Regions from separate parts of the Homo sapiens genome. Here region 2 is linked to region 1. A link is a loop called in an ENCODE intact Hi-C map of the cell type or tissue named here. Cell type or tissue: sigmoid colon. All regions are shown on one strand. Links, peaks and the distances in the headings refer to the core of each region. The heading gives the core; the rest is flanking DNA. Region 1 overlaps MTCL1 (microtubule crosslinking factor 1). Region 2 has its middle 110 kb from the start of NDUFV2.

Region 1 (2,925 bases), core at 133-2,632:
AAAGATTTTTCTAACACGTGACAGACAAAAGAGTAGTATCTTGCAAGCAACAGAAAACACATCTTAATAAAATAAACAAACGGCCAATAAACACAATTACTGACAATTAAAACAAGATTTTTTTTCACTTAGACATTTATAGACTCAAAAAAGTAGGGCACTCAGTGTTAGCATGAACCCAGGGAGACGGGCACTTCTGTGCACATGAAGGGGCATGAGAAACCCGCAGCATGGCAGGGGGTGCAGGGGGATGGTGGTGCAACTTGGCCTTACAAAGGCATAGGTTGAGAGGTGTAATTCCACCTCTGAGAACATACCCTAAGGACAAGAGACATGCACCAAGATTTATAAATGAGAATACTCTTCACCGCACCTTCTATCATCGTGAGTGAGTACTATGGAGGTATTACAATTTTTTCCTTTTATTTTATTGTATATATTTAAGATACACAACATGATGTTTTGATATGCTCATCTCAGAATACACATAGTGAAATGATTGCTACAGTTAGGCAAATCAACATAACCATCATCTCATACAGTTACCTTTCTTTCTTATTATTTTTATTATTTTATTTAGGGTTAGCATCCCTAAAAGCTATGCTCTTAACAAATCACTAGTACACAATACAATAGGACTCATTATAGTCCTCATGTTGTATACTATATTTCTAGACACAGTCATGCTTTTGAAGACTATTTAAGGATATAGGAAATGCTCATAATACACTATAAAGAAAATACAGGTTACAGACAGCATATATTTAGTGATCTCAAAATGCTTAAAATATATTTATATTTAAGATATAACATACTTTTTATGTTATATACATAACATGTATGTTTATGTTAACATACATATTAAATACTAATATATAACACATATATATAACATAATAATATATAACATATATACATATAAGGAAAGTGGCCTGGAGCAGTACACCCCCAAATGTTAATGGTCATCATGTTCAGGTGACAGAATTATTAGTGATTTTCATTTTCTTTCTTTGTGGCTTTTCATAAATGATCTACAGTAAGTACTATTTCCTTTAAAATGGAAAAAAAAAGGTCAGGAAAATAAAACTTGTATTTTAAAGACGTCAGAGAAAAGAGACTATCACAGATCTCCTATGTGGGATTGCAATGACAATTCAATGGAAGTTATTCACCGATTTCTTGGGTCTCTTCCCACAAGCTGATATTGTTTTCATCAGCTTGGTCCTTCGAATATAGCCTATGCATATGTGGTTGGTTAAAAAGACCAGGAAGCCCCCTGAGGGTTGGGGAAACTGGCCAGGTATCCCACTGCATTACACAACTCCAGGCATATGGTCCCCTGGCCAAGTGCCAAGCAGTCATGAGGAACAATCACTGTGCCTCCAAGCACAGAGCCACGCAGGCTCCTCAATGGCCACCTGCCAGGGTCTCGTCCAGTGTAGCGTGCTAGATGCCACCGGACTCTGGGTGAAGTGTCCACGGGTGCAGGACAATTTGCGTGTACATTAGTCATGCCCAGTTTATTCCTCTGGATGCCTCAGAGAGCCAGTGGAGAGTCTCTTCCAAGGAACAATGAAGGGAACAGGTAAATGCAGACTATTAAATAACAGGAACCCCCCCAGTGGGGGCTTTGCCTGGTGACTAATTCTACTCCCTCCTTTTAGCCTGATCAATTGCCAGCAAATCAATTGCATATTCCTACTGAAAAGAAAAAAAAATTAAGTTTGTGAATCCAAATTGAATCCATCTAAAGCTGATGCCTTGCTGAGTACTGAAAATGATTAAATAAAATATGAAGTTAGGCAATTATTTGGACTTTCATGTCAATTCTTAATGCTTCCTATTTTAAGTTGGCCAATTTCTTCCACACAATTTCAGAAAAATTAATAAGCTCTCAATTGCTAAAGTGTGTCAGAGACAGACTTTGAAAGTCTAAATTTTTAAAAAATTTAGATTGGTAATAAAAGGAGACAAATAAAAATTAGGATGCTGTAAATTATAAGTCAGTATGGGAACGAGGATGTAGATGCAGACTGATAATTTTCAGAATTCTTACAGATTCTTATTATTTAGAAAGTTTGTAGGTTTTTGGGGGGTAGTTTATAAGACACACAGGTATAAAACCAGATTAAGGAAATGAAGGTGCAGAGGTCTTCTTCTCCCTTTTAGAAGGAAGTTATTAAGATTCCTTTACTCATATTAAATCGGTCATGGGAGCTCACGCCTGTAATCCCAGCACTTTGGGAGGCTGAGGTAGGGGGATCATTTGAGGCCAGGAGTTCAAGAGTAGCCTGAGCAACATTGCGAGACCCCATCTCTATCATATAAAATAATTTTTAAAAAAAGATTATTTTACCCATATTAAAGTTGTCATTTAAGTGCCAGAAGATGTGAAGGATGCGAATTAATTAGCCTCTCGTTCAGCCACGGGCACTATGTCCTGGCTGGAAGATGCCTCCTCCCCCTTCCTCCTGTTCACTCATCCCTTTATTTTATTTGTTTTTATTCTAAATATTATGCCATAAGAGGTATTATTTATTTATTTATGTTTTCACCTATCCCTTTAATAGTTCCGGGGAGCCTGCTTCCTTTCACACCATGGAGCTGCTTGCTTCACCTTGCACTGGAATTACACAACAGGACCCAAAAAAACAAATCCACTTCTCAGATCCAGTGGAAAACCCTCCTTAGCAATAATGCAAAGGAAACCCTTTCTCCTTGGCCTTGTTAAGAGCACAGTGATGATAATGATATTAACAACTACCATATGTGTTGGGCACCCACTCATGCCAGGCACAATGCTAAACTCTCTTTACACATCTGTTATGGACTAAATGTTTGTGTCTCCCCAAATTCCTATGTGGAAGCCCTAATTCTCAACGTGCTGGTATTAGAAGTGAGGCCTTTGGGACGTAACTAGGTTGC
Region 2 (2,925 bases), core at 256-2,755, 220 kb before region 1:
CTGTCACTTACAACACAGCCAGACTCCCAAGAGTCAGCAAACCTGGCCTGGTGCGGTGACTCATGCCTGTAATCCCAGCCCTTTGGGAAGCCAAGGTGGGCGGATCACCTGAGGTCGGGAGTTCGAGACCAGTCTGGTAAACATGGTGAAACTCTGTCTGTACTAAAAAAAAAATACAAAAATTAGCAGGGCATGGTGGTGGAGGACTGTAATCCCAGCACTTTTACAGTACTGGGCGTGGGTGGTGGACGCCTGTAATCCTCAGCCTCCTAGCACCTGTAATCCTGGGAGGCTGAGGCAGGAGAATCACTTGAACCTAGGAGGTGGAGGGTGCAGTGAGCTGAGATTGCACCACTGTACTCCAGCATGGACGACAGAGCCAGACTACGTCTCAAAAAAAAAAAAAAAAAAAAGAGGAAGAGTCAGCAAACCAGGGACATTTTTTTCCTTGATGCCTCTACTCAGCCTGCTCCAGGATGGAGCCAACAGAACTCTTTGCTCCCTGCCTGCTGATCACTTTCCCCAAAATATGTGAACCAAGACACTGTTCCCAGGTGGTCCTGCCACCAGTCTGGCTGCAGCTCTCTCTTCCCCTCTTCCTCTCTCAGTGGTCAATCCCATTTCTGCCTTTGTTATATACAGCACCATTAGTTGACAGTCCTCCTCCTATAAGAGCAGATTTGAATGCAAATAACTACAATTCCCTGGGCTATTCTCTGACACTGGGGATCCTTAGATATACCTTGGGAGACACCAACTCAGAACGACTGAAATAGAACAAAAAATTGAAGCAGTTGCAATTTCACAACCTGGATGAGTGAATTGAGTAACCACCTCAAGCGAGAATCTGTGTGTGCACACACAACACAGCAGAGGACGATGCCCCTCGTAGAGTTGCAGTCTGTGGTTTAGAGAAACAGAAAATATAATCTGAAGGAAGGAGTCGAAAATGGCATTAGGAGACAGAAACAAAGAGGAGGGAGATGACACTTTGGCTGGGGAAATCAAGGGATGCTGGATGAAAGGAGGGTCATAGGCCTGGGGAAGAGGCCAATTGGGTTCAAATCCCAGCTTTGCCATGGACCAGCTCCAGGACCTCACTGTGCCTCGGTGCCCTTAACCACGTAGTGGAGGTAATCATACCTACCTCAGAAGATTGCTGTGAGAATTACATGAGAAAACACTCATAAAGCCCCCAGCACACGGCAAGTGTGGATTAAATGGAAGCTGTTGCTTCGCAAGTTTCATGGAGACCACATTTGATCTGGATATGGACATGTGCACAGGGAGGGTCCATGGCAGTATCAGGGACTCCCACAGGAAAGGGCTCTCAAAGGAGTAACAATCCCCTTCTTTTGTGCTGAGGAGGCTTAACGGTGCCAATCCTTAGTGGTACCAATTTTCAAAAACTTCTCTTTAAATGTAATAGGCCTTGGAATCAACTGCTAAAGAAAGCCACTAATTAAAAAAAAGGTAGGGCACACAGGCTTCCATTGTGGGAAGGACTATCCAAGTCTCATGGTCTAAAGGTACCCACCTGTAAGTGGGCAAACTACATTCAGGGGAAGTCTGGACAGACTTGCTCGGAGAGGGCATTTCTCCCCAAGGTGGCTAGGTGGCGATAGAAGCACGCTAAAGCAGCGACGATGTACCAATCCTGAGTCGGCCCTGCAGCTCTCAGGCTCCTGGTAGCAGGCATCCCCCACCCCACACACAGCCCACCAGCACCCCACATATCCCCACCGCCTTCCTCTCCTCTCATCCTGCCTTTCTGTCTTCAAATATTTCCTGAAAGACTAATATATCTCAGGCAAATACATGCACTAAGATGCAGAAATGTATGAAAAATTCTATAGAAATACCAAGCTTTACATTTAATATGAATGTTACGTTGTCACGTTTGAGAAATGCATATCTGTTAAGAAGTCTCATTAACACCCTAAAAGATCCCCTTAAAGCTTTTACCTACCAAACGCTGTTCAAAGTTGTTGGGACTATACTTGGTTTAAGAAAACACAACAAAACGTTTAACAGTAAGTATGGAAAGAGGACAGCTTTGCCAAAACACAGTCTTGAGTTCAACTCCTAGCTGCAATACCAACAGCAGTATGACCTCAGACAAGCTATCTGATCTCTCTGAGCCTCAGATTCTACAACTATAAAAGGTGATAGATCATTGCACGTATACGGATATGACATTTAGTAGGTGCCTGACAGACTGGAGTTTCTTGCACTGTGCTCTCTAGAGTAGGAAAAGCTCAGCATGTTGCTACCTGGGTAGAGAAAAGAGGGAAGTGTCTGAGCCAATGAGTAGAGACACTCTCTCTGCAGGCTCACCTGGGGAGAAACTGAGGGACTAAATGCACACAGCTCTGCACACATCAAACATCAGTTAAGCACCCCGAGCACTTGAAACTTTGGGGGAAAAGATAAAGGTAGTCTAAAATGTGCTTATTACCAAGCAAGAAGAGTTCAATCCAAGATTTTTCTTGAGTGCTTAATCTGGGTGAGGCCCAGGCCAGGCAAGAGAAGGATTATCACAAGCTGAGTGGGAAACTGTCCAGGTGGCGAAGCTTTGTGAGCAATGGTGTGATGCCTGGGCAAAGACAGAGTGGGGGCAGAGAGAGAGGAAATAGAATCGAGTCAGGAGAACTGTTCCCTTGTGTGCATGCCGTTATTAGTCATTTTTGTCAGCTGGTTTCTGGGTAATTGATGGCACAGGCTCAGAGTTGGTTGACGTGCACCGAGGGGGCACTCCTAGGGGAATCTGGGTCTGGATTGAGCCGCAGTGAATTTGACATGTAGTAAAGTACTCAGGAAATGCAGGTGCTCCAGAAGACCTCAGAAAGGGTTCATTTTAAGATTGTGAAGTTTGCTGTTAGAACAGAGCTGTGATGTGTAAGAATAAACTTGGACTTGTCCAGA

The links. Peaks named below come from ENCODE experiments on the same cell type or tissue, not always from the same donor. Only the 100,000 strongest peaks of a DNase experiment are listed, where the experiment ranks them.
Region 2: it touches region 1 in a loop (3-fold over the local background); 1 of 110 quality-filtered maps calls a loop at or near these places.

The regions. Positions count from the first base shown.
Region 1 is chr18:8,770,566-8,773,490 of GRCh38, reverse strand. All of the region lies in intron 3 of MTCL1 (microtubule crosslinking factor 1), which reads right to left. Among named protein-coding and RNA genes, the nearest start is that of GACAT2, 64 kb to the right of the region's middle. RefSeq lists enhancers at 922-1,422, 1,423-1,923. In sigmoid colon, for the core only: no CTCF peak of the experiment used is centred there; a DNase peak (open chromatin) is centred at 1,380.
Region 2 is chr18:8,987,144-8,990,068 of GRCh38, reverse strand. No RefSeq gene overlaps it. Among named protein-coding and RNA genes, the nearest start is that of NDUFV2, 110 kb to the left of the region's middle. RefSeq lists an enhancer at 824-933. In sigmoid colon, for the core only: a CTCF peak has its summit at 1,596; a DNase peak (open chromatin) is centred at 1,628.